Linked DNA regions of Mus musculus: region 2 is linked to region 1. Evidence: chromatin loops called from intact Hi-C (ENCODE). Cell type or tissue: heart. All regions are shown on one strand. Links, peaks and the distances in the headings refer to the core of each region. The heading gives the core; the rest is flanking DNA. Region 1 has its middle 31 kb from the start of Gm12111. Region 2 overlaps Gm35723 (a long non-coding RNA gene).

Evidence for each region. Peaks named below come from ENCODE experiments on the same cell type or tissue, not always from the same donor. Only the 100,000 strongest peaks of a DNase experiment are listed, where the experiment ranks them.
Region 2: a loop joins it to region 1, with 13 times the contacts of the local background. A loop is called at or near these places in 13 of 42 quality-filtered maps.

Annotation. Positions count from the first base shown.
Region 1 is chr11:32,948,508-32,964,938 of GRCm38, reverse strand. No RefSeq gene overlaps it. Among named protein-coding and RNA genes, the nearest start is that of Gm12111, 31 kb to the right of the region's middle. In heart, for the core only: a CTCF peak has its summit at 7,769; no DNase peak of the experiment used is centred there; H3K27ac peaks cover 344 bases; H3K27me3 peaks cover 1,891 bases.
Region 2 is chr11:32,798,768-32,815,198 of GRCm38, reverse strand. All of the region lies in intron 2 of Gm35723 (a long non-coding RNA gene), which reads right to left. Among named protein-coding and RNA genes, the nearest start is that of Smim23, 18 kb to the left of the region's middle. In heart, for the core only: a CTCF peak has its summit at 9,039 (motif pointing left); no DNase peak of the experiment used is centred there; H3K27me3 peaks cover 163 bases.

The DNA of each region.
Region 1 (16,431 bases), core at 3,653-11,652:
CTGTCTCTCTCTCTCTGTCTCTCTCTCTCTCTCTCTCATTCTCTCTCTGTCTCTCTGTCTCTCTCTCTCTGTCTCTCTCTCTCTCTCTGTCTCTCTCTCTCTCTCTCTCTCTGTGTGTGTGTGTGTGTGTGTGTGTGTGTGTGTGTGTGTATGTGTGGCAGATATAAGAGGTAATCAAAGAACAAGATCCATGGGATAGAGTTCCATTCTCTAGCTCCATTCTCACCTCTTACCCCAACCCCTCACGACTGTACACCAACTTCAAGAGTTGTTCACACATTTTAGGCTACCCTCAGGCCACCATAGCTTATATGCATCTTTGCCCTTTCTTCCTGAGGGGGAAGGATTGTGTTTAATTCTTTTTTTGAAATTCCAGAGCACAGAACTGAATCTGATGTGCCATGGGATGGTGGAGGGAGGGGCAGATGAATGGATAAACAGATGGGTAGGTGGATGGATGAAAAGACACATGTGTAGATGTGCAGACAGACAAAGGATTGGTGGACCTGTGGATGGATATGTACACAGGTAGAGAACATGATTAAACTTCGCCCTTCTGCTCAAGAGCACTGGGTACTGGGGCCAGTGTGCCCAGGTTTTTTCTCCTCACCCTCACTGTGGTGTGGCAGAGACAATCTCTTCTAGCTACAGAGTCATCTCTGCCCTCTCCTGTCTGATCACCCCCGCTCTCAGGACTTCTGGCTCCAGGTTGGCCACCTACCTCCTCACCAAGGAGCAGATCAGAGCTAAAGAGGCATCGCTAAGTGGCTTAAGTTGGCTCCTGTTTGTGTTTAGAGCTTTCAAAGACTGAGGAGGGGCCTGACTTGAGGCCCACTGCTAAGTGGGCAGGGATTGTAAGCCCTCTAGGCCTTGACTGCAGGCAGCTCAAAGCAGGGCCCTAGGAGTTCTGAGACAGGAAAATAGTGTTTTGTCTTCTGAATGCATTTACTTGGCTTTGCCCTGGAGAGCAGGCAGGTGTCCCCAGACGGCTGCTTTGAGCTGGTCCAGGGAAGGGGGCGGGGCGCACTCAAGCCCTGGATTACAGAGGCCATGCAGAAGAAGGAGGCCTTTGATGGGGCCAGGCCTGTTGTCCAGAGTCTGCTTTGCTGGTGGCTGGAGCCCCCTAATGAGGGGAAAAGGGCTCCACTCTGAAGCATTCCCTGGGCCTCCCCTGGGTAGCAGGCGGAGACCTCCTTTGATGTTGGAGTCCTTAAGCCAAGTGGAGACTAATTGCCAAAAGGTACAGAGTGTTCTGGGTGCTTGGGGGGTCTGCAGCTTGCTCACAATGGCACAACCACCCTGGGGTTGAGGGGAAAAGCCAGCCACCAGCCATTCTCCTGATGTAGGCAACTGAAGGACATTTTGTTGCCCCCCTCCACCCCACCCCACCCCCAACTCCAGGCATTCAGATCCACACACAAAATGGGAAGCACACTGTCGTCCACAGCAGGTTTGTCAAAGGCTTCTCTCGGAAATTGTCTTCTTTGAAAATCAGAACCAGTGCATCGGGAGAGACAATAGGCGCATGAGAGGAAGTCAGCAATGGCGGCCTGGAGCCAGCCGATCCAGACTCCAGTCTCTGTTTTATCACTTGTAGCTGTTGAGTGTCTCTGGACTGTTTTGGCAGATGCTGGGCCTGACACACAGTAGGGCTTCTGTTTTACTGTGTGTGTGTGTGTGTGTGTGTGTGTGTGTGTGTGTGTGTGCCCTTCTGATGAGCCAGAAACCAAACGCTGGGACATATTGCTAGGGCTGCTGAAGAAAGCAGGTGCAGAGCCTGGTTGGTCAGGTGGGACCCACCTGCTCAGGGAAGGAGAGTTTCTGTGGATGCCCACGGATGCCTCCTGGTTTCCATCGAAAGAAGGATACCCATGCAGTGACTGACTTGAGAGTACCCAACCCACTCCCACTTCTACCTCCCCATGGAATCTGGAGCCAGACGGAACAGTTTCTATGAGAAGAACCATTGCTGTCAACAGTTAGGTTTTTACTCTACTGTGCACAGCACTGGGTTCTTGGCCTACAGTCTTGCTTGCCTTCACAGGGACATGCTCAAAGGCTAGTGGATCGTTTCCCAGACTGGGAAGCCAAGACTCCAAGATAACATGTTCAAGGTCATCCTATGTGGGAGTGGAGGAGCTTTCTGATAGACCTGTCTGAGGGTCATATCCTCCACAGCCTTCTTCAGCTGAGCTGCACGAGCCCCTGTAGGCTTCCTTGCCCATCATCTGACCAGCAGGAATAACAGCAATGGTCTCCCTCCATCCTCTGGCTAGCTTGCAGTGCCAGTTAAGTGAGGTCACCTCAGGAAAGTACCCAGAGAACTATAGAGACATAGCAGGGACTTCCCTCTACTGCCTCTGTCCATTAGAGGGTGTTCTTGTGGAGAGCAGAAGTGTGTGTCTAGGTTGTTCTTTGGGACTATGGTGCTCTGTGTGTCTCCGCCCTGTCTTTCTGGCCTGCAGAAGCTTCAAGGAATGAAGAGGAGAGCTGCCTCACCTCTGTGAGCAGCTGAGCAGAGGAAGGGCCTTGGTATCGGGGGAATCCGGCAGGCGCTTGTTAAAGGAGTCTACCTTTGCCTCTGTCAAAGTCTGCAGCCAGTGTGGGCAGGGCAGTGGGGTTTGAAGAAAGTATCATCTGTGTTTCCCAGATGAGACATGGGCATCCTCGGGCGTGCACAGAATGCATGGAGAAGCATGGGAGAAGCAAGAGTCTGGCAGATCTGGGTCCTAGAAAGAGTAAGGGTAGACTTCAAAACTGGCCTGAGGGGGTTGCAAACTAGGTATAGCCCCGAGGGTCCCTCCTAAGAGGAGATGCCCCACAAAGAGTGCAGAGAGACAGTGCCACAGCTATCCTGGGCTGTTGGAGGTCTCCCTGACCATAGCTAGCACACCTGGACAGAGAAGGGTCTAAGAGGCTCTGAAGTTTCTCTGTCCCCAGATGTCATCTCTACTCATTCTCTTAATTAAAAAAAAATCAATGTGGAAACAACTTCCTTGTTTTATAACAGTATGTACCCTCTCCCTTTCATGCCTGAAATAGAAACAGATGGAGCTGGAGAAGAGCTCAATTTCCAAGGCCCTCATTGGGTGCCTCACAACTGCCAAACTGCAGCTCTAAGGAACTCCGACTCCCTCTTCTGGCCATCTGCGGTATTGCAGTCATGTGCACAAACCTACTCACAGATATACACATAAACACGTATTTGAAAAGGAAAAAAAAAAAAAAAAAGAAATACAGATAGGCCAAAAGAAGCAAATAAAAAGTGGCCAGAAATGACTATACCTGTACATTCAGCTGTCCCACAACATCTGTAGATTCCTCATCTGCAGATTAAGCCAAACAGTGGCTGAAAATCTGTGTGCATGTCTGTACTGAGTATGCCCAGACATTTTCTTCTGGTCCTAGCTCTTACCCAGTGTCAGTGTGACTAGTCACACATCAGTTTTGGCATCTCAGGCATTAGAAGTCACTGTGAGATGATGACAGTAGACAGGAGGCTGTGCAGGGGTCTGGTGTCAACACTACTCCATTTTGTGGGAGAGAGTTGGGCTCTTGTGTGTGCTAGTGTCTAAGGGAACCCCGGGGCTAGTCTGCCGTCCATGAATGTGTATGCATGCATGTGGCATGGAGACCCAGTCTCTTTTACTTATACTTTGCAGGCATATGCACATATCTGAATGATGACTTTAAACAGTTTCCTAGCATCCCAAGAAAGGTCATAGTTTGAGCATCCCCAGCTGTTGAGTGTGTAGTTGGTTAGAATGCTTTGTGGCGAGTTCCCTTTCCACACTGGTCCTGTTCCCTTCTGCGACTGAGCTGTTTGTTGAGTGCTATCGCTGTGCTGGAGAGTACTGGTGTTTGAAGCCACCAACAGCCCTGATGTTCCCTGGGAAGACCTGTAACATTCTGCCTCCCCTTGCAGTACCCAGAAAGCGATTTCTCCCCTGGCATCAGCCTGGGTTTGAGAAATCACATCTTAACTTTTGGTGATCTTGCATGGGAAACAAGTTCTCTCACACACTGTACATACCTTTGGCAACTACCTCAGTTTCTTCAAAGTAAATACAGTGGGTACCTATCCTATCCCAGGCATCCCCTACCATAAGGTGGTGATGGTGTCTATTTAAAGCACGAAACCAAGCAGTAAAACCTATCAGGAGGAATGGTGGCCTGGTGAGTTGGACTCGTGGGAGCTCTGACCCGTCCACGGTCTGTCCGAATTGACTTTCCTTTCTATAGGCAGCCAACCACCACGATCTCATAGAAAGTGTAGTGTCTTAGTTAGCTTCGTGTTATTGTAACGAAACACTGGAGGCAAACCACTGGAAGGAGGGAAAGTTGCTTATGGTTCATCTTCTCTTGGTGCTATTGTGTGGGAGAATGCAGTAAGGCAGAGCATGCCATGCACTACATGCCACAGTGAGAGGGCATGGCAGTAGAGGCTGGTTCACAGCATGGCCAGAAATAGGAAAGAGAAAGGACAGACTAGGGACCCTTAGTCCTTAAGCGAAGCTCTCAGTAGGCCCCGCCCCTTAAAGGTTCTGTCATCTCTCAACAGCACCAACATGGGGATACTTGAGTTAGTTCCAGACGACAGCACATTCCATAAACACAGCTCCACTTTGTCCTGACTTCCAACCCTTCCAGTTAGACATTTTTCTAAGCATTTCCAACATAGGCATTTAGAATGTCCTTATTAAGAAATTCAAGGCAGGGGCTAGAGAGATGGCTCAGCTATTTAAGAGTTGCTTTTCCAGAGGTCCCGAGTTCAATTCCCAGCAACTGTATGGTGGCTCACAACCATCTATAATGGGATCCAATGTCCTCTTCTGGAGTGCATGAAGACAGCTTACTCATACATATAAAATAAATATACATATACACAAAATAAATAAATCTTTTTTAAAAAGTCAGGCTTACTACATATATAGCCAAGAAAGAGAGAGAGAGAGAGAGAGAGAGAGAGAGAGAGGGAGGGAGAGAGAGAGAGAGAGAGAGAGAGAGAGAGAGAGAGAGAGAACCAAGGCAAGGGGCTATCTCTTTTCCAGCCTGCCAAGCACTGACTATGGCATACACTAGCATGCCCAGCAAGGACTGCCTCTCTCCTGAAGAGTCTCATCTGCATAGGCCTACTTCCCTTGTACCGTCTTCTCCAAAGGGCAGCTCTGGGTTCCCCCAGTCTAAACCTCTCTTCATTCCAAACTTAAAATGCCCTTACAGGACCAGATAACCAAACAGGGACTGATTAGTGCCCTCCACAGTAGGTAGCTATGGTCAGTCCTCTGCTTCCCCAGAGTGGCTGGCCTGGGGGCAGGGGAGCACTCACAGGCCAACAGTTCCTTTAACCTATTTCTTACTTCAGTATACTATTTCCCCATAGTAACAGAGGTTCCCAGAATGCTCCCCCAATTCTTTTTGCGTGAACTCACAGATAAGACAACTGTGATTCAAGGAGAGTTAGGGTTCTGACAAGTTTACATCTGTAGGAAGGGAAACTCCTTGAATGTCACAGCAGGGCCTATGTTCCTGTATCATGGTCAGATTCAAAGTCTATCCTTCTGCTCTGGACTAACATGCATGGGAGTCTTGGGTCCTTGGTAGTAGTCTGAGAAAGGGCCTTGTCTGTAGTTGGTATACCCCCAATTGTAAACTGAGTCAGGAGCCTAACACTCATCTGTCCACCCGGATAGGCATCTGAGCAATGCAAGCATATGGCTGCAGTCACCATGGGTGATGGGCTAGGCAAACTTTCCCTGCTGTCTGATGTCATGAGCTCATTAGAGCAATGGGGTTTATGGCACAAGGCAACTGTCCAAGCAATAAATTAAGCTGCACGATTTAGCACTTAATTATCCTCTCTCTCTCTCTCTCTCTCTCTCTCTCTCTCACTCTCTCCCCTCGACTTCACTCGCATTCCCTGGGTGTCCATCTGGCCCTTCTGCTAGATAGAAGGATATTCGTGGGCTTCATACCCCACAGTCTCTATCATGCTGCCCCGATGGGGCCACCTTGGAAACAACCCTCAGATACATTCCCTCTTCCGAATCCCATGAACTTGACCCCTCACCTAGTCCTCGTTCTTCCTTTGCCCCCAGACGATTACTGCTTGATCTCTCGGGCATTAATTCCCTCTTGCATCTCCCATAGCATCGGGCATTTAGCTGGCTTTGGCCTGAAATCTAGTCCCCAGAATGTTGGCATTCAAGGGTGATGGTAACTTTGGAGGTGGCCTGCTCCTTACCTTACCATCCTCTTCCTCCCAAACCTACACTGGTCACCACCCCATATGGAAGCACCCAGACCTTCCTTAAGAGGCACACATGGAGACTTCAGGCTAACCCACCTCTGCACCATGACTCCCCCAACAACATGCACACTCTTGTAGACTTGCCAATCTACCCATCCCAGTGGCACTAGGCTTGAGGGACTTTCCAGGTGAGCCTATAATAAGATTTCTCTTTTTAACTGCCCCCTGGCCATCTCTCAGGAATCTCTTCACAGGGCTGCCCCTCCCCTGAGGGTGCACAGTGTCAGCAACAAGGCCACCCATCTGTGGAGGGCTCTGATGAGGCCCTGTCCCGCTGAGCTCCTTCAATGGCTTCATAGTGGGATGCTTATTCAAGCCCCAGGGGCCCTTTTATAGGCTATGCTTTAGAAAGGGAAACTGAGGTTTCGATGCCAGAGCCTGGTCTTTACTGGGTGAAGCAAAGACAGTGACTTGAGGTCTAAAAGGACAGGCAAAATGACCCTGTGGGGTACCATAGAGCAGGAGAGTCTTCAGGGACAGACAAACATCAGCTGGATCAAGGATGTCGTCTGACCCAGACCAAGCTTTCCTGTCAGTGGGCTGCACCTCACCAACGCTTCTCTTGCTGAAGGTACAATAAGGCTTGTGGAAGAGGGGTCACAGTGACAGAGGAGGGGCATGAGTGCAGCCAGTCTAACCTCTCTTTGTCCCCTCTTCCCTTTCCCTACAGTTGGAATGAAACATTTCCCAGGCTCCTACCTACTGGATCCGAAGGCTAGTTGTTAGCAATATAGAGATAGCTGTTGAGGTGAATTGAGTTTGCTGGTGGCTGGGCCTGGCACATGGTGGTGGTGGTGTGTTCAGTAAGCAGAGCCTTAAATGACTAAATTAACAAGCAAAGGCCACGAGGGCCATAATGTAGCCCAGCTATAACACTGTGAGCACTAGGATTACCACATTTCCTTGGGACCTAAAGGGGTGGATAAATGTGACCCAAGCCTTGCGGGGGCATCTTGGCTATAACCATCATTGCTCCCATTTTGCAGAAAGAGGCACTGAGGCTCACAGAGAGTGCGAGACTAGCCTCATGCTCTGTGATTAGAAAGCAGTTCTCAGCCATTCTAAGAAATGAATTCAGCATATTGTGCATGTGGTGTGTGTGTGTGTGTGTGTGTGTGTGTGTGTGTGTGTGTGTGTGTGTTATACATAAAGAATGCTTTCCTTTTGATGTCTAGACAAGAGAAGTCTCCCTGAGAAGGTCACTCGTTGTAGATACCATCCGTTCTCCACAGGGCTTTGCCAGCTTCTGCTACATATTTACCAATATCCCACCACGTATGGATCAAGACTGCATCTTCCAATGGGCGGTAGGGAAAGGGCCACGCACACTTTGCAAGCCTGAAGCACAGAGCTGTTAGTAGGCTAAGGAGCTGGTTCCAGGCACCAGACTGGGTGAGCGCAGCATGGGCCCTTCCCAGCATCTGGTCCCCAGTCACATCCAAGGCACGGGAATGTCCCTTGTTTCCATAAGGGGGAGCCTGTGTGCAGGAGATCCCAGCCCAGCTAGAGCAATCAGAGTCCAGGGACCAATTCTGGCCAGAAGTGGACATTTTGGTGGCTCCAGTGGACATCTATCCTGAGGGGCAGCCGCGGGGTTCTAGTGAACAGCTTTCTCCCACTTACCTATGTGGAAAACCAGGGTAAATAAATGAGTGTAAGGCTGCATGTGGAAAGAACACAGCTTTGGAATTGACACATTTGAGACTCAAGCTGGCTTCATCAGGAGCACCGCATAGCCTTAGACCCCAGTTTTCTTATCTGTAAAATGGGGAGCCCTACCACCTTTAGAAACAGTTATATACAATTATGACAGTGCCTAGAGCATAATGAATATAAAACCAGAGGACTATGCTGATTGTGGACGGGATGTGCATAGAAGTCTTAGGAGCTGCACAGTGCGGGCTCACCCATCTGCAGCAGACCCTGCAGACAGAGAGAAGATGGGCCGGCATGCCAAGCTTGTGGCTGCAAATACAGAGCCACTACAGAGAGAAGAAAGGGAGGGAGGGAGGGAGAGGGAGAGGGAGAGAGTGCTTGGTTCCCTCCCTCAGATTCATCGCCTGCTCTTACTGATGCAGTGGCCTGACACACACACATTTAGCACAGTGAGACATACCAGGATCTTCATTCTCCACTCTCCACAGAGTTTTGGTCAACTTTTCAGCTTCTTTCCTGCCAAAAAGCAAACCCCATCCATCCCTATCCCTTGGGCTGGGAACAGCAGCCACGCAGCTTTGCTCTGCACAGACCTGGTCCTACCTTTAGGGCAGGATGCACAGCAGGTGCCTGTTGGCCTTCATTGCCTTCTCCACACTCATGGGCATTTTGTGTTGAGACAGGGCCTTATTATGTAGCTCTAGCTGAGCCTACCATGTAAACTACACTGGACTTGAATTTGTGTCATCCTCTGTCTGAGATTACAGATGAGCACCACCAGAGAGATAGCTGGTATGTGACTCCTGTGAGGGTCTAAGATCTGAGAACCACTGCCTAAGGCATTTCTACCACCTACATTCTACTATACCCCAAAGTGTCTCCCACCTATGTCCTTCTATTCCCCAAGAAATCCCCCAGCTATGTTTTACTGTCCCTTAAGGCACTCCCATCAGTGGTCTCTGTCTAGCCTTTCAATGGCTGTTCCAAGTTAAATACACAAAACTAGAGATTCAAAGCTAAGATCCATGGTGGCAGAAACAGCAGGAGCAACAGCTGAGAGGTCAGATCTTGATCTGCAGGCACTAAAGGGAGAAAGAGAGAGAAAGAGAGAGAGAGAGAGAGAGAGAGAGAGAGAGAGAGAGAGAGAGAGAGAGAGGCAGACAGAGAGACAAAAAAACCAAAGGGTACAGCACAAGTCTTTTGAAACCTCAACACCTGTCCCCAGTCACACATCTTATCCAAGACCATACTTCCTGACCCTTCCACCAGCTGAGAAGCATCTATTCAACTATATGAACCTACGGGGCCATTCCCAGTCAGAGCAGCACAGAGATCTAAGATGACCTCTGAAAAGCCTGGAAACAAACTGCCTCCTGACTGTGTGCCACTCCCAGGCGTATTCCCAAGGATTCTGGGTCCTACTGCAGAGATGCTCGCTTCTTCAGGTTCACTATTCACATGACCATGACCTTTGCTGGGTGTAATCTTGACTTTGAGAAGTGGTTGGGGGGCAGGGGCGGGGGTGTCTCCTCAGCCTAGCCACTGAGCTGGGCATACCCAGTTATATCCAGTCCAGCTTCTATTGCATAGTGTGCTCTTACTGGGAAAGGGTTTATTGTTGCTTCATAGAATAAGAGAGGGTGACAATTCAAGACGGTCATTTTGTTTGTTCTGTTTTGAGGAGGCCATTTATCCAGCTGTCTCATCTTTACAATTTGCTTCAAATACCAACCCCCTGTCCAAAAGTCCACATGGAGTTTGCTGGCAACTTCTCGTGTAGTTTGGTAAGATGCTCTACGGTTGTTCTCTGTTGGTCCTTGCCAACTTCTGATGCCACACACACCGCTGCATAACTCATCTTCAAGACTCTCATCTCATCTCCTTTGCAGGCTTTTTTTTTTTTTTTAAATGTCAGAGCTCCCACATCTGGACACTGCTGTGAAAGGGGTTAAGTTCTAGCATATGGTGACTGAAGGACTTGATCATCTGTGGCTAGTGGCAAGTCCTTTACATTTAAATTTTAAATTATGTTATTTTATGTATATGGTGTTTGCTGGAATGCATGCCTGGGGACCATGTGCATACCTGGTGCCAGTGGAGACCAGACAAAGGTTTGGATCCACTGTAGCTGGAGCCACGAATCATTTCGAGCTTCCGAATAGGTGCTGGGAATCAGGCCCAGGTCCTGTAGAAGAGCAGCTGGTGATCTTAACTGCTGAGCCACCTCTCCAACTCCAGCAATAATTTTATAAGGATTCTTGTTTCTTCACTTCAGTGAGCACTGTTTCTTACCAATGGAAGACATGAAATTAAAGTAACCATGTGTGTGTGTGTGTGTGTGTGTGTGTGTGTGTGTGTGTACTGCTGGCATATGTGTAGGAGGTAAAGAAGAAAGACTAGGAAGACAAGGATTTTCCCTGAGCCAGCCAAGCTTGCCTGGTTCAACATAGCAGCTGCTAGCCATGTGGCTCTTGAACACTAGAAAGACAGATACAGATTCAAGTCCTTGGTACCAAGGAGGAGGAGGAAGAAGAGGAGAAGGAGGAGGAAGAGGAGGAGAAGGAAGAGGAGGAGGAGGAGGAAGAGGAAGAGGAGGAGAAGAAGAAGAGGAAGAAGGAGAAGGAGGAGGAGAAGGAGGAGGAGAAGGAGAAGGAGAAGGAGAAGGAGAAGGAGAAGGAGAAGGAGAAGGAGAAGGAGAAGGAGAAGGAGAAGAAGAAGAAGAAGAAGAAGAAGAAGAAGAAGAAGAAGAAGAAGAAGAAGAAGAAGAAGAAGAAGAAGAAGAAGAAGAAGAAAGAGAGGAGGAGGCAAGGGACCTTAATGTTTTATATTGATTATACACTGAAAGTATTCTTGGATGCATATTAGGCTAAGCAAATATATTTCAGTATTTCAAAAATTAACTTCACCTGTTGGTTTTTTTTTCTTGTACTTTTAGAAAGTGACTACTAGAAACTCAAAATATGCCTTGTGGCTTGCTTGTGTGGCTTCCATAGTGTGGAATATGAGCAGTGTGGGCCACTTTCTCACCCACAGTCCCTTATGGTCAGCAGTGGGCAGTGACCATGCAGAGGCTGGAGCCAGGAACCTGAAGCTGAACCACCGCATTAAAGGCAGCTGGGCTCTGTGGTTCTGCTCTCAACAGCCAGAGCCCAACCACAGGCCCTCCCTACGGCATAGTGGAAAAGAGCCTGAGGTCAGAGTGGCCTTTGCTACAGTCCTAGCTCCTCAGGACTCTTCTCACAACTTATATACATGTTTGTTCTATTGTCCATGAAACAGGGGTCGGGGAACCTACAACAGAAATATTCCCCCATTTAAGCAGCGTTTTTTTGTACCTATTATGTGCCCTAAGTACACTTTCTGGCTCACTTCTTTCTCACCTCCAGAGACACAATGCTAAAAATAGTTAGTGTGTGTGTGTGGGGGGGTAGTACATTGTACTGAGCTCTTTAGGAGCCCACTAGTTCCCTGGAATGGATTTCTCCTTGGTATTGCTGTGTGACTTCACAGAAGTAATTTCTTCCTCTGATTTTCAACTTCCCCATCTTTGAAATGGGGATGATGGCATTACCTGTCCCACTGGGCTACTCTGAGGGTCAGAGGAAGCAGAGTTGAGTCCACTCTGGATCCCTGGACGCCAAAGGCAGTGTTCCTGTGCTAGTTCTACTGTGGTTTTCAGATCTCAGTGATCCCAACGGTGTTCCCAGGAGACAGAAGGGAGAGGTCTGGAAGACTTCTGCAAGTGATGGGGCTCATGCCAAGACGGGCCATGCCTGAGCTGTGTAAGTCAGCCAAAGATATGGTAGAAACAGCTGCAATTGCAGCCCACCAGCTCAGCCTGCATTCCCTGTCCACATCCCTGGATACTGGATACTCACCTCTGCCTGCAGATACCCGCCAGCCTCTGACCATAGGTTTCTTCAGTCTAGTGGAAGTTGCCAGGCCTAAATCAGTTAAGAGCACCAGAAGAGTGGCTTTGGACTAGAGGTGAGCAGGTGCCATCCCTCAGCTCAAATCTGAAGACCCTTCAAAGCATGTTCCCCGCTGACCAACGCTCAGATTTCTCAGTAATGGGTTGTGATAAAGCACCCATAGTTCACTGTCTTGGTCTCCACTCCCCCCCCCCTCCCCATGCCCCTGCTAGTATTGAGCATGTAGACAAAGAAGATGAAGTTTAAACTTTGTTTGGGGGAACTCAACTCAATAGTTTCTTCTCAAGATAATCCTGATTGGATGAGGTGGCATCTCTGCCTGCAGAAACTCCCTTCTCCCCTCTCTTTCTTCCCCACTCCATTCCCACACAGCCCTACAGGCACCAGGCCAAGAATAGTCAGCTGCACTTCAGGGAACCAAAGTTTCCTACTTCCTGAAAGTGTGCCAGAGTGGCTCTTGGTCCTAGTGATGCTAGTTAGTGTTGCTACCTTGACAGGAACTAGAATCAGCTGTGTGTTGGGTGTCCTGGATGTGTCTGTGGAGGCAATGATCTTGATTGAGTTAATAGAAGGGGGAAACCCCACCTGAGAATGGTAGGCCTGTTCTCTGGGCAGGAAATCCTGTCTGAGCAACTGTAGAAACATCCAAGTAGCAACAAACACACTCATCTCCCCCTGCTTCCTGGCTGCAGATGTAGTGTGAACAGATTCTTCAAACTCCTGGCCCCTTGACCTCCCCACTGTGACTGACTGAACCCTTGAACCTCAAGCCAGAATGAAGCTTTTCTCCCTTAAGTTGCTTTTGCCAGAGCATTCTATCACAACAGGAAAACAGACTAAACAAGTCCTCTTCCAGGTGTCGCTGTCTCTGGGACAAATGCCTGGGACTTCTGTGGCCATCTTACTGTGTCCTGGGAAAGAAGCCATCATGGCACATGGTAAGTTGGTGGACGGAGAAATGGTTGCCTCTGACCCATCCCTCCCAGCCATCCAGCCCCTCTGGACTTTTTCCTCTGTAAAATCTGTTTGAACTCACTTAGAGCCACCCTGGAACTGAGCTGGGGCTGCCTCCACATTGCCCCTCTCTAGCTATGAAGCCAATCCTCTCCTTAATCCCCACACCATTCAGAAGGCACAGAATTATTGAAACTCTGGGTAGAACACAAAAGGAGCCCTCTCTGTGGGAGGGAGAGGTACTGTGGTGCATACGCATGTACTGGTTGCGCCCTGGACTAGAAGCAGGTGTTGCAAATGGTCAAATGGATGGTCAAGTTCATGGCTTCTGCAACAGTACCCTGTAAAAAGTGAAAAAAAAAACCTTCCACAGAATCAGAATCCATTGTTATTTCCCAGTCTAATAGTTCACATACAAAGACCCTTGACCCTAACTTTTGTCCCCATTTCTTTTTTTTTTCATTTTAAAAAACTGGTTATTTTATTTATTTACATTTCAAATGTTGTCCCCCTTCCCAATCTCCCCTCTGCAAATGATCCATCTCCTTTGCCTCTGTGAGGGTGCTCCTCAACCCACCCACCCATTCCTGCTTCACCAATCTAGCATCCTCTTTCTCTGGGGCATCAAGCCTCCTCAGGACCAAAGTCCTTCCCTCCCATTGATGCCAGAGAAGGCCATCCTCTGCTACATAGGTAGCTCGAGACATGGATCCCTCCATGTATACTCTTCGGTTGGTGATTTAGTCCCTGGGAGTTCTGAGTTATCCTGTTAGTTGAAATTGTTCTCCCTATTGGGTTGCAATTCCCTTCAGCTCCTTCATTCCTTCACCTAACTCTTCCATTGGGTCCCAGGCTCAGTGTGATGGTTGGCTGTGAGTGTCTGCATCTGTGTTAGTGAGGTGCTGGCCGAGTCTCTCAGGGGACAGCTATACCAGGCACCTGTCAGCAGCTCTTCTTGGCATCAGCAATAGTGTCTGGGTTTGGTGTCTGCAGATGTGATGGATTCCCTAGGGAAGTCTCTGGATAGCCTTTCCTTCAGTTTCTGCTCCATTTTTTGTCCCTGCTTTTCCTTTACACAGGAACAATTCTGTGTTAAAATTTTTGAGCTGGGTGGTTGGCTCCATTGCTCAACTGGGTTGTCCCCATTTCTTAGCTGAGGATACCAAGACTCATAGAGAGCCAGTCACTAGCCTAATGTCACACTGTCTGGTAAGATGGAGATTTTCAATCATGGGTCAGACCCCTTTGTTTTCCTGACATTCTATACTGCCCCCCCACCCCCACCCCCACCTCTGCCTCTGCCCCAGGGTCTACTTAGCTAAGAGAGTGACCAGAATGCCCTGCAGAGGGAAGGATCCCACTCCCCAGGCAGGGCGCCCACAATTCATTCCTGCCTGCCTCTATTCCTTAAGAACTTAAATTCCCAGAAGCTGTTCTTTGGGTGCCTGCTTCTTTACATGTCCTTCCCATATCTGTTTTTTGAGACAGAGTCTTGAAACTTTGGCTGGCCTGGAACTCACAGAGACTCACCCATCTCTGCCTCCCAAGTGCTGGCGTTAAAGGTGAGAGCCTCCACGCCCTGCTTGCTTTCCCCTGCTTTAAAAGGCTATTATTTTAAAGATGACGTTTCTCTTTTGGCTGTTTGGTTGTGCCGTGTCATTTCTGATGGTCCACTTGGCTCTTTCAACTAGTAAGAGCACATGGACCTTCAGGAAATGGGGGGAGAAGCTGAGACAAGTCCCATTCCATCCATGAAAATTCTGACCTCTCTGATGTTTTCTGGGGGAAGGAGTACAGAAGAAGAACCCAACAGTCCAAAGGTCCCATAAAAATACAAGGGTTTTTTTTGGGGGGGGAGGGGGGCTTGGCACACATAATTAGTTTTTTGTTTGTTTACAACAAACAAAGATTGGAATTAATCAGCCTTCAAATGCCTGCAGACTACACCTAAATCCTATACTTTCTCTTTAAAAAACTCAAAAACTGTACCAGTCTAAAGACTCAACATTACAACTGGCACGGGCTCCTCAATCCCTCGAAACCCCTGTCCTTCCCTATTACAGCGTGCGGCATCCAGACTGTCCGTTTCATTTCCCCCATCTGGACACCTGGAGGCATCCGACTTTGCAAGCTTTATGTGTAAAACCTTGCTGTAAATTGTTGATTTTGTTTCTGATTCACAAAAAGACAACATCCAAATCAGCCTTCTCCAGGAGGAGTGCATCTCCAGGAGGGCCAGTGCTGACGAAAACCTCTGTCAGGAAGAGCCTTTTCCTTAATAGAATCTCTTGTAACCAGATCAGCAGCATCTCAGACCTCAGACTTGTGGAAGCCTCTTTGCTACCAGACCCAGACCCAGACAACAGAACTCTTACATCACGCTGGGGAGAAGAGACCTCCATGGATGCCTGTGCTAACTGACACTGGGATGCCCCGGTCCTTAGCTAATCACTCATTCTGGAATCCTAGTAAAACCATTTCCAAAGGTAATTAAAAAAACAAGCAAGTAACGTCTTCAGTTTGTGTTTACTCACTCAGATTAGCTATGATGTTCTTCAGTTTGCAACATCAAAAACACAGCTCCCATGATCCTGTGAGCTCCGTTCATGGAATGGGGCCCAGGATTTGCTGGGCCAACACTCCTGTATCACTTTGGACTGCCACCCTTTACTCCTGAGCCTTAGTTTCTCTATTTTCTCTAAAAGCTGCCATGGGGATCCGACGTGGCACACGTCAAGTCCATGGAATAAAAGATGGGACATCCTACGTCATTATTTGTGTTAGGATTGATTGCCTTTTTTTTTTTTCCTGAGTTTGTCTTGTTCCACACGTGAGAAATAGAAATCTGGGCCATGACATTTTTATTACTCTCCCATTCCTGCAGCAGACCCCTGCTTTGGTTTGTGGACCTCTGAAATAATGCTAATGGCCTTGGTAGCAATTGCAGGCTAACATTAAAGGGATGCTCCACAGGAGAAAGGAAGCCTCCTGCCCCTTTCCTCTCTTCTCCATCAGTATGGTTGGCATCTGGACATACACTGGCTATCAGCATGCACTAACTTGGCAATCTAGACTAAGAAAATATTCTTACCATCTATTGCTTTACACCCCTGCTTGTGGTCTTCCTAATTGTGCTGGCCTGTGGGAGGCCAGAGCTGCTATATTAGAACGGCTGTTGGCACTCTGTCCTCCAAGCTTTAAGAGGTTTGGCATTCCCGGCCCCTGGTGTTCATGGAAGTCATGACCCCTCAGTCATTGCAATGGCCTTCTATGCTCTCCCACGTGTCTGCACGTCCCAGGGGGGTTTGAGACTGCCATTGTTCCAATGAAAATGGCTGATGGGACTTTTCAAGCTTTCCTGTCTTGCAAACTTGAGTCAGAGTGTCTCTCTCCAGCCTTCTGGAGCTCAGTTTCCTGGTCTTTAAAATGGGAGAATCATCCCCATCCACTGGACTGACTGCTGGAAGGACCTAGAGGGAGCAGGCATGGAACATGAGTGTTACACAGTAAGTGTTCAAGTGTAGGGACTTAACACAGGGTGCAGGCTTCAGCTACCCCTTTCTACTGGTCATGTCTCGA
Region 2 (16,431 bases), core at 5,521-13,520, 150 kb after region 1:
TCAGTCTGTGCTTCCTTGGTGAAGCAGGACAAATGATGCCAGTCCTGTGTCTTGTCTGCCCACTTGTCTTAGTGTCTCACAGTAAAGTAACAAATAATTACAAAAGACCCACAGTCTTAACAAGTTCTATTACTGCGATAAAATGCCATGACTAAAGGCAAGCTGGGAAGGGAAGGCTTTATTTGACTTATACGTCCATAACGCTGCTTCAAAGGAAGTCAGGGGAAGAACTCAAACAGGGCAGGATCCTGGAGGCAGGAACTGATGGAGGAACACTGTTTCCTGGCTTGCTCAACATGGCTTACTCAGTCTGCTTTCATATAGAACCTAGGACCAACTGCCCAGGGATGGCACCATACACAATGGGTTGGGCCTTCCCCTATCAATCCCTAATTAATAAGGTGCCCTACAGGTTTATGTATAGCCTGATATTATAGAGGCATTTTCTTATTGAGGTTCTCTCCTCTCAGATGACTTTAGCTTGTGCCAAGTTGACATGAAACTATCCAGCACACCACTGCAGGGTCATCCTTCACCCTCCATCCTCCAAATGGAGTAAAAAACTGCTTGAAAAGCGGTATCATTTGAGACAAGGCACAGTCTGAGAAACACTGTTTGGTGCAATATGGAGTAACTCAAGCAGGCACAGCCTGATCGCAACAAGAGTTACACTAGAGACAGCTCGAAGCAAAACAGCTGACAATTGCTGAGGACAAGGTAGGAGGTGCTCACCCACCAGTGTCATCTGAGTGTGTGGGTGGCCTGCCATAGAAGCGCAGAGTAACAAAGCCGATTCCTCCTGTGGGAGATAGGAACTAAAACAGAGACTCACAACCAGTCAAAGTGCTGAGCGGGAGACCTTGGACTCTCAGTCCTAAACGGCACGTCTTTACCAAACACCTCATCTCTGGGCTCAGGAAATTTCATACTGCTTTGTTTGGAGATATTTATACCTTTACTATCTTTTGCTTGTCTACTATGGTTGCTGATTTTCTGTTTTTGTGGTTTTTGTTTTGTGTGTGTGTTTCTTGGTTTGTTTTCTTCTTCTTCTTCTTCTTCTTCTTCTTCTTCTTCTTCTTCTTCTTCTTCTTCTTCTTCTTCTCTCTGCTTGCTTGCTTTGTTTGATCCTGATCTGCTTGTTCATTGACCTGTTTGATCTCTAAATAAGGAAAGAAAACCTAGAGTTGGGTGGATGAGGACATGAGGAGGATCAGGGGGAGGCGATGATGGAGGGGAAGCCATGATCAGAATGTACCGTATGAAAAATAAATTCATTTCGATTGTTTATTTTTAAAACACAAATAGGTCACAGCAATAACTGAGATTTTTAAGTCTTGGCCCTCTGCTCCTATGTATGGAAAATAAAATAACACAGAGTGACCTTGTGGCCCCTTGACATAAACCAGGGCTGGGCAGTGGGAGACAAGGCATCCCCATAGCAGGATGGCTAGTCAGACTAGCTGTGGCCAAGAACTCTGGGTTCAACTGAGGGGTACTGTCTCAATGAATAAGGTGGAGAGCAAACAAGGAAGATATCTGATGCCCAGTGTCAACCTCAGGCCTACATGCAGAGAGAGAGAGAGAGAGAGAGAGAGCGAGAGAGAATCACATGCATGGCACATATGCATTTTTAAAAAAGTTTTAGGCTTTATGTGTCAGTCACTAAAGAACAAGATCATAGGCTAATGTGAAACTAAAGAAAAGTAACTTCAGAGGGCAGCAAACAAGATCACGGAGCAAGAAGCTGCAGTTTCCAGAGGAGAGAGGGAAGAACTGGGTGGACACCGCAATGGGCAGTGACGTAGGTGGGACTGAGAAAGAATAATAGCAGGATGCTCTAAGAAAGAGCAGAGAGCTGCTCCCTGGGCCACGAGACTTGCTTTCTTCTGCTCATAAGCTGAGACTTGGTTTGAGGTCCTGACCGCAGCAGAATGGAGCAGTGTAAGATACCTGATTGGTCACCTGGGGTGAAAGCGGCCAATGGGGGAAATGTCAAGACTCCTACCTTACCTACATTTCTTCTTTTTGTTTCAGGATTCTAGACCATGAAGCCAGCATTGCAAATAATTAAAACCTTTTAATTAGCTTCAACTGACAGAGTCTCCTCTCTCTTTACTTGATAGACACATTAGGTAACCCTCTTTACTGTCCCTCCAGCTCTTCAGTTCAGCGAACACCAGATAGTCTGGAGTTTCCCTGTTTGGGATCAGATTATTATTACTACTACTGCTGCTGCTGCTACCACTACTGTTACTACTATTACTTTGACCTATATGGTGAGGAAAACTGCAATACCTCAGCTAGTTCATGTTTTAAGAATAGAAATCTGGGGGATTGGAGAGGTGGCTCAACTGTTAAGAACACTGGCCATTCTTGCACAGGATCTGAGTTCAGTTCTTAGCACTATATCAGGTGGCTCCCAAATTCTTATGACTCCAGTTCCGGGGGATCTGATGCCCTCTGTCCACCATGGACACCTGCACACACATGGTGTAGATGTTCACACACAGATACATGAATAAATCTTTGAAGAATGAGAACCCAATTCTCTAGATGAAGTCTATTTTGGCTCTGTCCAGTTAGGCACGGGTGTGTATACTTCTGAAGACTGGGGGGTTGCTAATATTCAGAGTCTGTTTCCTGTGCCCTGGTGCTATGGTAGGGACTTGGGCAATGGCTAGTGATATCTCCAGTTCATGAAGTGGAAACCGAGGGGCCTGGATGGTCACATTAGCGTTAGCCTTTCCTACCTGTAAGTGGGAGCCAGGTTTAAAGCCTGCTTGGCATCGAAACTGCCACTCTCCAAGTTCTCTTTTATTCAGCCTGGCCAAGATAAGCTCCTTTCTCACTTAAAAATTTGTGTTTTAGTGTTGAGTACTCATATGTCAATTAAATTTATAAGGGCATAAATATTCATTGCATGCTACTACATGTAAGGCATACATACAGCCAAGTAGAAATCATGTTTCCTGTCCACTAATAACTTGCTCTGCTATGGGAAAGCCAAGAAACAGAGGTAGGAAAAATGAAATATCTACATTGATTTACAAGTCATTGGAGCTATATAAATATTTATTGGCTCACCTCAGAGTTCAGATAAAGGATAGGGTACTGGGGTTGACTCTAACATCTCATGTCTGTTAGTCCAACTACAGGGCCTGGAACATAAACGAGGTTACAGCTCAAGGGAAAAAGTGGGAAAGCAGAATTGAATGCAGGGTGGGGCAGAAAGCAACCATATCTCAATGAGGGATGCTGAGGCTCAGCCTTGACCTGAGGGCCATAACCCATCTCTCAGGTAAGATTTGGAATCAGACTTCCTGAAAGTCTCAGGGAAAAACCACCCTGGAAAAGAAAATTCTGGGAAGCAAGAGTTTGGGATCCACTATGTCTATTCCAAGACCAGAAATGTCCATTTTCAGTCTGCATGTCACATTTTTGATGATGCCAAATAAAAATGTGGATTTAATTTGTTCCCTTAATCCACAAATTTGTTCAACAAAATTGTGAAATGCATTAAATCCAATTTGGTTCCAACCCGGCTGTCAGGAGGACAATTGACAGTGATGAGGGATGGAGTCACAGACGCCTTCCCAGGGCACCGGAATCCCTTCTGTTGTGACATTTTCATGAGCAAACACTTCCTCGCCCGCAGGCAGGGAAAGGCAGAAGGCAGAGGCTCCCTTCAGACGCCAGCCTTCTGAGCAGAGTGCCCCTGTCCTTCCCACAAAAGATTGGGAGTCACCTGTGTTCCGGCTGGCCCACCCACCCACTCCAGGCCTTGGGGCCTTAGTTTCTTTCTTTAAGTAGCTATTGGTCTATTGAGAGCACATAGGTCCTAACATCCAAAGCTAGACAGTGCTAGATGGAATCATAGAAAAGCTCAGGCCAGAAACCAACCATGAACTCTGGGCCAGCCCCAGTCCCAGAGATGTTGTCCTTGCCACCTGAGACTTCATTGCATAATAGCAAGATGACCCCAAGAGCCCCAAATCTCCTCAGAAGGATAGTGTCTCTCCTCTAGTGGTGGTGTTCTGTGGCCCTTTTACACTGTGGCACATGCCCATGCTCTGATTAACCAGATCTGTGTCATGTGCTGTTCCTCAAGCCAGGAATGGGGTCGGGTCTGTCCAAACACGGACAGAATGGAGCAAAATCAAGGCACTGTCACCAGAAGAAGACATGAGAGTTAAGAAATCATTTGTTGAGCTGGAGAGGTGGCTCAGTAGTTAAGGGCACCGACGGCTCTTCCAGAGGTCCTGAGTTCAATTCCCAGAAACCACATGGTGGCTCACAACTATCTGTAATGGGACCTGATGCCCTCTTCTGGTGTTTCTGAAGACAGCTACAGTATACTCACATACATTAAATAAATAAATAAATAAATAAATAAATAAATAAATAAATAAATAAATCTTTTTTTTTAAAAGAAGTCATCTGTTACATAATGACAGTTTGTACAACAACAGACCCAGGATTATATTAGAGCCCAAACCTTGCTATCTATTCCTTAGGGGACACTGAAGCCATCATGGAGTTATGGTCCAGTGCATTGCTTACATGTGTGGTGATGTTGGTCATGGGAAAACACAGCAGCACTGTGATGTGCTATGTGTGCACTTGAAATGGCACCAGCAGACCTCACTTGTGGTTTAACCCTCCCACTTATACCAAAAGAGTATACCTGAGCTTCCTCATACAGCCCATGTCCACAGTGTCTCTTAATGGCTCCAAGCAGCCATGTCAAGTGATTGGCCTTGGCCAGTGAGATGTATGTAAGTCCATTCATGGTCACAACGTGTTCTAATTCAGCAAACACAGGGCTTCCCTGGTACACTGCCCTCATTTGCATCCCACTCAGGCAGGATAAAAGTGCTTCCCCTCCCCGGCTGTGCTGACCTCACTTAGGTCTTAAATGATCCAGACAAATGGTTCTTTTTAACACGCTGGTGCGTGAGCCATTGCTGCAGGGTTCGTGCCTCTTGTTTGAGTGTCTAAGTCAATCGTATAGGAGCTGGCTTGAAGAGCTATGCAGACAGGGCTATGGGCTCAAATAGACCTGGTCCTAGCCCTGCCTTTCATTCCTACGTCTTTGCTGGGTGACCTCAGACAGGTCTTGCCGTCATCTGCACTCTGTTCTGCTTGCCTATAAAACAGGGTATGTCTCCACATCTCCTGGGCCCATTGAGAGGATGAAGTAATAAAAGCCAACTTTTACTTAGTGTTTACTATGCTCCTGGCACTATTCTGAGTGTTTTACAGGCATTAGCTCATTCCATCACAGGGCTACAGGATAGTCACGGTCCGTACCTTCCCTGCACACTTAAACTGGGATAGAGATGCAGAAGAAAGATTCCAGGGTCACACAGCAAAGTGGCAGGGCCAGGGTGCAAACTCAGACAGGCAAACTCCCACCACGTGCTCGGACCCCAGCCTGAGCTCCTTCTGGGATAAATGAGGTAATATACACGCAAGAGCTATGTAAACTGCAACACACTGTATAAATGTCACTCATTATTCCTTCTCTTCTCTCACCTTGGTCATTAAAGCCACTCGAGACACAGTGAATCTATCGTTCACATATTTCCCCGAAGCTCTGTGCTGGGCCCTAAGCTTGCACTTCCCTTCAGCCTGCTTTGACTCCAGGCCTATTCCTGAAAACTAGAGTGGCCTGTCATTTCTCTGCTGTGGCTAGTTGCAAAGGACAGAGAGGAACTCACAAAGCCAGGGTAGGAGGAGAGGATCAGGCAACCAGCAGAAATTCAGCTTAAAGCTTTCTGGGCACATCTGTGCACATCACTAGATAGCACTGGTGACCACCAGGGTGAGTCAGAGCTACAGTGCGCAGGAAGAACATTTTAGAGGCTGGAATCAACACAGTCTGTGACCTCATGAGTTCCCAGGGTGGGAAAGCAGACAAAACTGGCTCCCTCCACCAAGCCCTGGTTAGACCCTGGACAGCTCACAGAGTAGCAGTCTCTTTCTCAGAGCCTGCCTGCCTGGGTAGCCAAGGGCACCTATGAGTTACTGTCCCCAGAGGAGTCTTCCTCCCTCCCTCTGATCCAGGGTTCAGTACTCATCCCTATGCTTACATCCTTTCCAGAAAGCATTCCTCACTGCTCTTAGTTTCTGCTTCATATTTGCACACGCTCTTTAGCCAAATTGGGGATGGAGGGTGCAGGTAAAAGAAGGTTTATTTGTTTGTTCGTTCGTTTGTTTTTTAAAGCACGTTAGAGATGAGAAACACAGCCGTAGCTTGCAGTAGCCTGCAGTGGCCTCAGGGGCTGGCAGGTGAGGAGGCAGAGAGAGTCCTAAAAGATATAGAGCTATCATTTGGGGAGATAAAACCGTCCAGAATCACATAGTGATGGCTCGGTAACATGGAAAATGGACTCAGAGCCACCGGGCTGTACACATTTGTGTTTGAGGATGACTGGGGTTCAACCTGTGTGAACAGTGATCCATGTGCTGGCCCCACCCCCAGAAAGCGTAGTGGTAATTAGTTAAGGTCATAGATGAAAGTACATTTTGTATTCTCCAACCTGCCAACACGCACTTTTGGACTGTTTGCATTTTTCCTGTGCGCTATTAAGACATTTCAAAGAACTCTTCAGTGACATTAATAAATATGTTAAGAAAAAGAAAGAGGACAAACTTAAAAACAGATTGAATATTCTGAATTAAAGCAAAAGGACGGTTCATCGGGATTTTTTTTTCAGATGTATGTTGCTTATGAGACACACAAATAAAAGACCCAGAGAGGTTGAAAATAAAAAGAGAAATAGAGCTATAAAACACTAAAAAGTAGATATAATTAGATTGTAGATCATCTTAAGTAGTAGATATATCCTTACTAACATCAGGAAAATTAGACTTAGAAGTGTTGATAGGCATGAAGAATAATGATTTGGCACTGAAGAGATGGCTTAGCAGTTAAGAGTATGTGCTTTTTTTCCCTTTTTTTCTTCTTTCTTTCTTTCTTTCTTTCTTTCTTTCTCTCTCTCTCTCTCTTTCTTCCTTCCTTCCTTCCTTCCTTTCTTTCTTTCTTTCTTTCTTTCTTTCTTTCTTTCTTTCTTTCTTTCTTTCTTTCTTTCTTTCTTTCTCTCTCTCTCTCTCTCTTCCTTCCTTCCTTCCTTCCTTCCTTCCTTCCTTCCTTTTTTTCTTTTTTTTTCAAGACAGGGTTTCTCTGTATAGTTCTGGCTGTCCTGGGACTCACTTTGTAGACCAGGCTGGCTTCGAACTCAGAAATCCGCCTGCCTCTCCCTCCCAAGTGCTGGGATTAAAGGCGTGCGCCACCACACCTGGAGTGTATGTGCTTTTTTAAAAGTACCCAAGTTCAGTTCCCGACACCCACACTGAGGGCTCACACCCACTTGCAATTCCCAGCTCCAGGGAACCTGACACCCTCTTCTGGCCTCCACGGGAACCTGCATTCCCATTCACAAACCTACACAAAGCTATGTACACACTCACATAATTTTAAAAAATACAGAAAAATAAATCTTTAAGAAGGAAAAATTCATAGTTGTATGGGAGTCAGTTCAACCATAATCTATAAGGGTTGTCATTTAAAATACTCTTCTAACATGGCCTCAACACCATAGGAGCTGGAAGAGCAAAGGCTCATCCCACACCATACACTGGGCCAGACCCAAACCCACACAGGGCCCTGGTTACAACACAGGCTGTGTGTCAGAGCTGCGTGCAGAGAACAAGGTCACTGGCAGATCATGCTGGATCGGCTGCACCTCTACAGGTATGTACATAGCAGCTCTGCCTTCCTATCCCGTGCAGAATCTGATTTCAGTGAAAAGAGTATGTCGGGAAAGGACCTGGGATGTGCCCGGGAACCTGATTGTGCTGCACCAAGGCTTTTCTAAAACACAAAGACCAATAAGCATAAAGAAAAAGATTCATAAGTTAGACTTTTTCAGTTTAGGAACAGCTGTTCACCAAATGACAGTGCGAAGATCATGAAAGGGCGATCAGAGCCATGTCGGACACACGTAGAAAGCTCTCAAAACTCAACAAGGCAGACATTATTTCAAGCACCTCACGTGGACTTTTTTTTTAAGGTTTATTTATTTAATTATTTTATGTATGTGAGTATACTGTTGCTCTCTTTAGACACACCAGAGGAGGGCATCAGATCCCAGATGATTGTGAGACACCATGTGCTTGCTAAGAATTGAACTCAGGACCTCTGGAAGAGCAGTCAGTGCTCTTAACCGGCATCTCTCCAGCCCCTCACATGGATTTTGAATCAGAAATCTCACTCTAAATATATGCTTTCAAAAGTCCACACACAGGAGCCCTCCACATCCCAGAGTCCCCATTCGTGAGTTCAACCACATTTTCACAGAACATAGACTTTGTCTTTTTGTCATTCAAATAGAGTATTGTATAAAAACTATTACATGGCAGACAAGGGATGGAGTGGGAGAGGGATAAATGGCAGTAAGGGTATTTGGAAAAGCAACATAGAAGCATACTTTTAAAATAAGCTTCACACTAGCTGGGCATGGTGGAACGCAACTTTAATCTCAGCACTCAGGAGGCAGAGGCAGGCATATCTTGGGGAGTTTGAGGCCAGCCTGGTCTACAAAGTGAGTCCAGGACAGTCAAAGCTAATACACAGAGAAGCACTGTCTGGAAAAAACAAATCAATTAATCAGTCAATCAGCTTCACTCAGATACTCTGTGTGTGTGTGTGTGTGTGTGTGTGTGTGTGTGTGTGTATGTATGTGTGTGTGTGTGTGTGTGTGTGTGTTCATACAAGACAGTTTATTGGGGTCACCCTACACAGGGCTTCCTTGCAGAAGCCATAGTTTGCCAAATGGTAGATGTGGGGTACCTTTCATTGACTTGTTGATCAAGGATGTCTGGGACACTCCAAAACAACACAGACAGCTGTCACTGCTCATTTACCCACCAGGACTCAATGGTAAGACCCTATTACTGAAGACACCACACACCTTGGTCACAGGATATAGAGAAACCAAGTTGATGCTGACCAGAAAGCTCCCCCTGCTGGCTAGCTTTCACAGTACCAGAAGGTGTCATATAGGCTACTGTAGGGGAGGGGTCAAGGGCAGGGTGCACATCAATGGTCTGACACCGCTATGAATTCTGGGAGCTCTAATAATAAGAGGCAACTCAGGAAATACTCACGGGTACAATAGTGACTCAAAACATACTATACAGTAAATCTGGCCAAGAAATCATGGCTGGGAGCTCCTGGGCCCCAAGGATAAACCTACTAATGTTTTGCTAAATGAACATAGTGTCAAACTGCCCTGTAAACTATATCTTTCCACCAAGAGATTAGTGCCACTCTTATACCTCACCAGAGAAGTTTCTCTGTGCTGTGAATGGTGGCTAATACAGGACCTCGCAGCTGCTCAAAGTGCAGACAGTCAGTGTCAGCGGAGTGCTCAGACTCAAATGCTACAGCTGTATCACTGCCCACTGCAAGGCTAGGGACCATCTCTGCAGGGGAAATCCTAAGAGCTGGAGGTTGAGGGGGACCAGAGTGAAACATTGTTTTCTCTCCAGGGCTGCACTCATGGACTCAGAGCAGCTGTGATTGTCCACACAAAATCAAGCCAGTGAACATTCTAGTGCGGAGGAGGGAGGGACTCATGAGCCCCACTCCAGCTGAGAAACTACCAAATGTTGATAGGTTCTAGGAGGGAGACTAAGTTTTAGTTAAAGGTGTAGCCCCCAGTAGATACATTAAGCTGCAGTACCTGGCCCACACCTGTGAGTATGTGTGCAGTGCAAATCGGGACTAAGTAGGTTACTTTTTTTTTTTTTAAGATTAAAGTCATGAAGTTGAGAGAGCAGGGGAGCTTTAGGGTAGAATGAGGGATGAATATGATTGAAATACATTGTACAAAATTCACAAAGAATTAATAAACATTATACTTCAAACCTATTGCTTAGCATTTACATCGTGCTAGATGTTATATATAATCTAGAAACTTAAAGTATAAAGAAAATTGGGTAGAATCATATGCAAATCCTATGTGTGTATGCACCTGCGTGTGCTTGTGCATGTGTATGCACATGTGTGTGTCTGCATATGCACACATATATATGCCCTGTGTTCATGTGTAGCTGCACAAGGAAAATCATACCATAGACAATCTGAAGCAGTCCCATATCCCACCCCTGAGATTGAAGCAAAAACATATTTTTATACTATTTCTGTGTTTTTTAAAGAAATCAAAATTCCAAAATTATCACTACATTCATGCATGAGTGCACATGCACATTGGATGTGTGTGTGTGTGCGCGCGCATGTGTGTGTGTGTGTGCGTGTGTGTGCATGTGTGTGTGCGTGTGTGTGTGCGCATGTGTGTGTGTGCGTGTGTGCATGTGTGTGTGTGTGTGTGTGCGTGTGCATGTGTGTGTGTGCATGTGCGTGTGTGTGTGCGTGTGTGTGTGTGTGCGTGTGTGTGTGTGCGCGTGTGCATGCATGTGTACTGTGCACCTCCTAATAAATCTTTGTATTCTGTAATCTTTGGGGATCCTGGAGCTCATCCCTCTTGGATACTGAAGGACAACTATACACATGGACCAAAACTGATGATCAGAAGTACCAAAGCAGTATTTCTCTTAGCACTGACATGCTAGAAGCCATCCACACCTTCTCGGAGCAGATTGATAATATTACATCCATTCATACAATGGTGTGCTGGGGTGTTACCCAATTGTCTTAGTTAGGGTTTCCATTACTATGAAAAGACACTATGACCAAAGCAATTCTTATAAAAGAAAACATGTAATTGGGGCTGGCTTACAGTTTTAGAGGTTCAGTCCATTATTATCATGGCAGGAAGCCTGGCAGCATCCAGGCAGACATGATGCTGGAGAAGGAACTGAGAGTTCTATACCTTGATCTAAAGGCAGCCAGGAGAAGACTGACTCTTCTGCAGTAGGCAGAGCTTGAGAATAGTAACCTTCAAACCCTGGCTACACAGTGACACACTTCTTACAACAAGGCCACACCTCCTAATAGTGTCACTTCCCAGGGGTCAAGCATATTCAAACCACAACACCAGTTGTCTAGCTCCTAACCCAAACAATTCACAGGTATGCCTGGGATTAATTCACCAATCTCTTCCCTTAAAGGTCATGCATTTAACTGGATCATATCACAATTCATTTAATAAGTTCAATAATCTACATGAAACTTCTTAGAGTGCAGGTTTTATCCCTGCATGATCGGTTTCAAATGTTCTCTTACCTTGCCTAATGATTTCATCCAATAAGCGAGCCTTGGTGGCTTCAGGCCAAGCAGCTGGGCTCTTGCTCTGCACTCCCTCCTCCCCGAGATAGGAGGGCAGTGGGGAGGGAGGAGCGTGTGTAAGGGATGCTCCAGCAGGGAAAAGCATAGGACACAGTACAGTCTGTGCCTGTGTGGTGCTCCATGAGGGCAAAGTAGTCCCAGAGAAATGTGGGGAAGTGGACCTGGGGCTGAATGTGCCAGGACAGGAATCAGGGGCTTGCTCCTACCTCACAGTGACAGTAAGCAAGTCCCTTGCCTTCCCCGTCTACTCATCTGCAAAGGCCTTCTCCAGTGACAGTTAGCTTCGATCACTCCTAGGCCTGTGGATCTGTGTTTTAAGTGCTTTGTGGATCCACTTACATAGGAGGTAAATGTTTTCCTATTACACCTTGGTAAAGCACAGGTACAAGCTGCAGGAAGAGACCCACAGATAGCAGGACATAACAGGAAGGAACTCCCATGGGAGGAAGAAAACCTTTTATTTCTCTGAGAAAGAGAAAAGGGAATCCAGAGAGACCCAGATGGTGGAAGGCTCTGTGGTTTGGAACACAGCTGCTCCTTATGACCTCACCAATCATCAATAATGTCCCTAAAGTCATGACATATTGGGGACAGACTTTCTTGTGGGAACTGGAGAAGGTGCCAAGCTTTCCTCAGAGACAGAGATGAACCAGATCCAGGTTAGTTCATGTGAAGATGAGGATAGAAAAGGGAACATAAAAATAGCTGCTCAGGACCTGGTAAGACCAGAACAGGAATTCCTCACAAAGGACAGGAAATCGGGCCCTGGGTTTAACGGAACCAGTTTCCAGGAAATGGTCAAGCCCATGATGACAAACACATAACATATTTTATAGTGATGATGGCGACTCATGGCTTCAACCTGCAAGAAGTAATCCTAGAGCTATGTCCAGGCCCACATTTCATCTCCCTCCTCTCTCTCTGTAACTTAAAAAAAGTGTTACTACTACTACTACTACACTATACTACTACTACACTATACTACTACAACTATACTACTATACTACTATTACTATACTACTTTGCTACTGCACTACTACTTTTACTACTACACTACTACTATACTACTATTGTTACTATGCTGCTGCTGCTGCTACTACTACTACTATACTAATAATATGCTACTAAGCTACTACTACACTACTCCCACATACTACTACTACTACACTACTATTACTACACTACTACACTACTACTACTATACTACTACTCTACTATTACTACACTACTACTATACTACTACTATACTATTATTACACTAGTACTACTATGCTACTATGCTACTACTACTCTACTACTACTACACTGCTATTACTATGCTACTATTACTATACTACTACTGCTATGCTGCTGCTGCTACTACCACTACTATGTTACTACTATACTATACTACTAGTACTACTATACTACTACTACTGCTATGCTGCTGTTGCTCCTACTACTATACTATTGCTATATTACTACTATACTACACTACTACTACTGTGCTCCTACCACTACTATACTACTACTGCTATGCTGCTGCTACTACTACTACTATGCTACTAGTACTACCATGCTGCTGCTACTACCACTACACTACTACTATACTACACTACTTCTATACTATACTACTACTATTCTACACTACTACTACACTACACTACACTACTACTATTCTACACTACTACTCTACTACTACACTTCACTACTACTATTCTACACTACTACTCTACTACTACTATACTACACTACTATTAGTATTACTACTAGTGTGTGTTTGTGTATATGCCCATGTCAGAGAGCAACTTTGTGGTGTCAGATTCTCCTTCTGCCTTTACATTGGTTCTGGAGACTGAACTCAGGTCTCCAAGCTAACTGTGCAAGTACCTTAGCCTGATGAGCTGTCGGCCTCCTCTCCATTCTCAGGGAAACCCCCTCACTAGCCCAGAAGAAGCCACCTTCCCTTCCCCACTGGTCCCCCCACCCCCACTCTCACCCCATCTCCTTCCTGTTCATGAACTAGCTGTGGGTGTTCTGTAAACACACAGGAGTGTGCGGAGCGGCCCTTCCACCCCGCAAGATGACCTTTGCGTCTTACGAACCATTTCCTCTTCTTTGACTGAAGACAAAGTTGAATTCATAATTTTATGATTTTTTTCAGAGCTGCCTAACTTTGAGGGGGAAGAGGGAGCTTTAGGTAACTCCTGTTCAGTAGCCAAGAATTAGCAAGGAAAACACTGCCGGCCTCTCTCTAACTGATGCCTCTGCCAAGGCTGCAGGTATGTCGCTCCTGAGAATGTGTCTGGGGGAAGTGCTCTGAGGAACAGATCCTCTCAGGACCTGTTTCCTACCACCAACAGGATTCCTGAAGCCCAGTCCTAAATGTTAATTTTCTTAATAGAAACCCATATCCTTTAAATAAAATAAAATAAAAAATGACCTGTTAAGCCCATCCTGACCCCTTCTTTTTTTATTTCCCCCTGAGAAGCACATTAAAGTAAACAAATATGAGCTGTGTAATGAAAACAGGCCGAAGGCACCTGCAGGGTTTTACCAGCTCACATTACAAAGCCCCATCTGAAGTAGCTGGGAACTGTTTCCATGACAAGCATGACAAACAGCCAGTTCTCTTGAAAGTTAGGCAAAAGCCAAATTAGTCAGATTACATCAGGATATATTTCCCTGGAGCAGAAGGTCTCTTTGGAAACACCTGCCTGACATATTTCAGACATGTGCAGAGGCACGGGCCCTTGGCGGGTCGCAGGGCTCGCCAACACTTTAACAAAAATGGGTGTTTGGGTTTTACAGAGTAAAACTGAGTGAGATTGGCTGTGCGGAATTTGAGTTGCTTTCTGGCACCTCTTACATGACAGTTTAACCAGCTCTTGTCCTGGTGCCAGGAGGGTCCTGGAACTCAGGCTGTCTGCAGCTGGTAGGCCTTCTCGGGGCAGCAGACAGATGCTGGGGTTGAGGACTCAGAGGTCTGTCATAGCCTGGATAGAAATGCTAACATAAAAGGCAGAGGCAACAGAGGACCACCTTCTCAAACAGAACAGATATTGCAACGGGTAACACGGAGGCTCAAGCCAGAGACGTGCACTTCTCTTTTCTCAAAATCTAATTAGTATTCTGCCTTTGACAGCCTTCCTCAATTTATTTTATTAGCACTTAGTAACCATGGGTAATTAACTTTTTCAAACGGTCTGTGTTATTGAGAAAGTGCCCGGCCACATGGGTTAAATAAATCATGGCAAATCCATAATCTGGAATACTATGTGACCATTCATATGAATGAGAGAGACCCCTAAGGATAGAATACTATGTGACCATTCATATGAACGAGAGAGACCCCTAAGGATAGAATACTATGTGACCATTCATATGAACGAGAGAGACCCCTAAGGATAGAATACTATGTGACCATTCATATGAATGAGAGAGACCCCTAAGGATAGAATACTATGTGACCATTCATATGAATGAGAGAGACCCCTAAGGATAGAATACTATGTGACCATTCATATGAACCAGTGAGGCCCCCAGCGACTCAGGTAAGAAGACTTTTAGGATACATGTATTAACACAAAGTTAAGTTACAAAATAATACAGATGTGAAGGTTCTGCCTAGAAAGGAAGAAGTATCAGAGACATACTGGTACACACAAACCAGGCCACAGAGAGGCTGGGAGAAGGACAGGCACAGGCGCCATCTCTTGGGGTAGAACAGTGGAGGCAGGAAGGGGATCTTCCCTGGTTCTGATGGTTCAGAGATTTACAATGAGGAGCGTACGTGTGACTTGGGTGAAAAGAAACGCCTACCCATAATAATGCAACATGAAAAAAAAAACGAGTGTTCAGAGGTAGGGCATCCTGCTTGACCTGAGTCATTGGGTTTTTTTTTTTTTTTTCATTCCCTGGTTCCTCCATATTCTGGCCCTCCGTGCACAGTGGTAAGATCACAGGCTCTAGTGAATGTTTATCAGTGGCAATAATGTGACTCAGAAATGATAGGTCTGGAACCAGGGGAAACCGGCTGAGGAGCCTATTTAACATACCAAAGTGGACCTGGCTGTCAGATTTTCTTAGCATCCCTCAGTCCTGGTTGGCACCCTGCCCCAACTCTTCCCTATATAACCCAACCATTTTGGTTACCCCGCTGTCTTTGTACTTTGAGCTCCTGGCTGCTACACCTGGTTCCCCTCTTCCCCTCCCCCTCTCCCACATGGACCAGCTCAGGCTCCTGTCCACTCTGGACTCTCCCAGATGTCCCTGCCCTGTGGGCTATGCTCACCCACATGTAATCAACTCTCTCCTCTACTCTACCTAGGAACAATCATACTTGCTTTACCTTTTATTTCCTTTTTTCATTCAGTAACCAAGTGGGCAGTTCAGCTCTGGATCATATCCAGCCTGTGTTCATATCCTGACCCTCTCACCATGAGCATCGGGTCTGACAGCAACTATACCCCACCCCCCGTTCACCACCACCCTCCCCCATCCCTGTATTTGCAGTGGAATCCCCCTAATAAAGTGGTCATGTGACTCAGTTGAATAAAAAACAAACAAACAAACACTTAGCACAAGGCCTGACACATATGGACTTCCTAAAAGTGTTATCAACAATTGCTACTTCCCGAGGGCATACACATTTTACATGTGTGTTTATAAGCAGGCACCGGGCCCAGGGCCCTGTTCAAGGGGGTTTGCAGGTGATCATATCTCCAGACACTGTGAAATGAGTTTTGCCCAATTCAGAGAGAAACTGAACTGATAGTGGCCCGTGTGTTAGCGGGATAGGACTTGCTTCTCTCTAGAGGGTAAGCCAAGGCATGATCAAGTGAGGCATTCTGGGTATCCCCAGAAGCCAAGCCAAGGAGGGCAAGGGTTTGAAAGAGGAGCGTAGGGAGGGTGAGGGACGGGGTTTCCACTCCAGCTGCAACACCTTGCTGCAAGCATGCCAAGCTCAAAGGCCAGGTTTGAACTAAAGAGTCTGAGTAAAGCCAGGAGCTGATTGACTTAGAGAGTGAGGAGGAGACCATAGTGGGAGGTCATCAAAGGCAGCCCACATGGCACAGCCTGCCTCACCTTCTCAGTGGCTGCAATGGTGACTGCACTCTCCACACTGAACCCCTGAA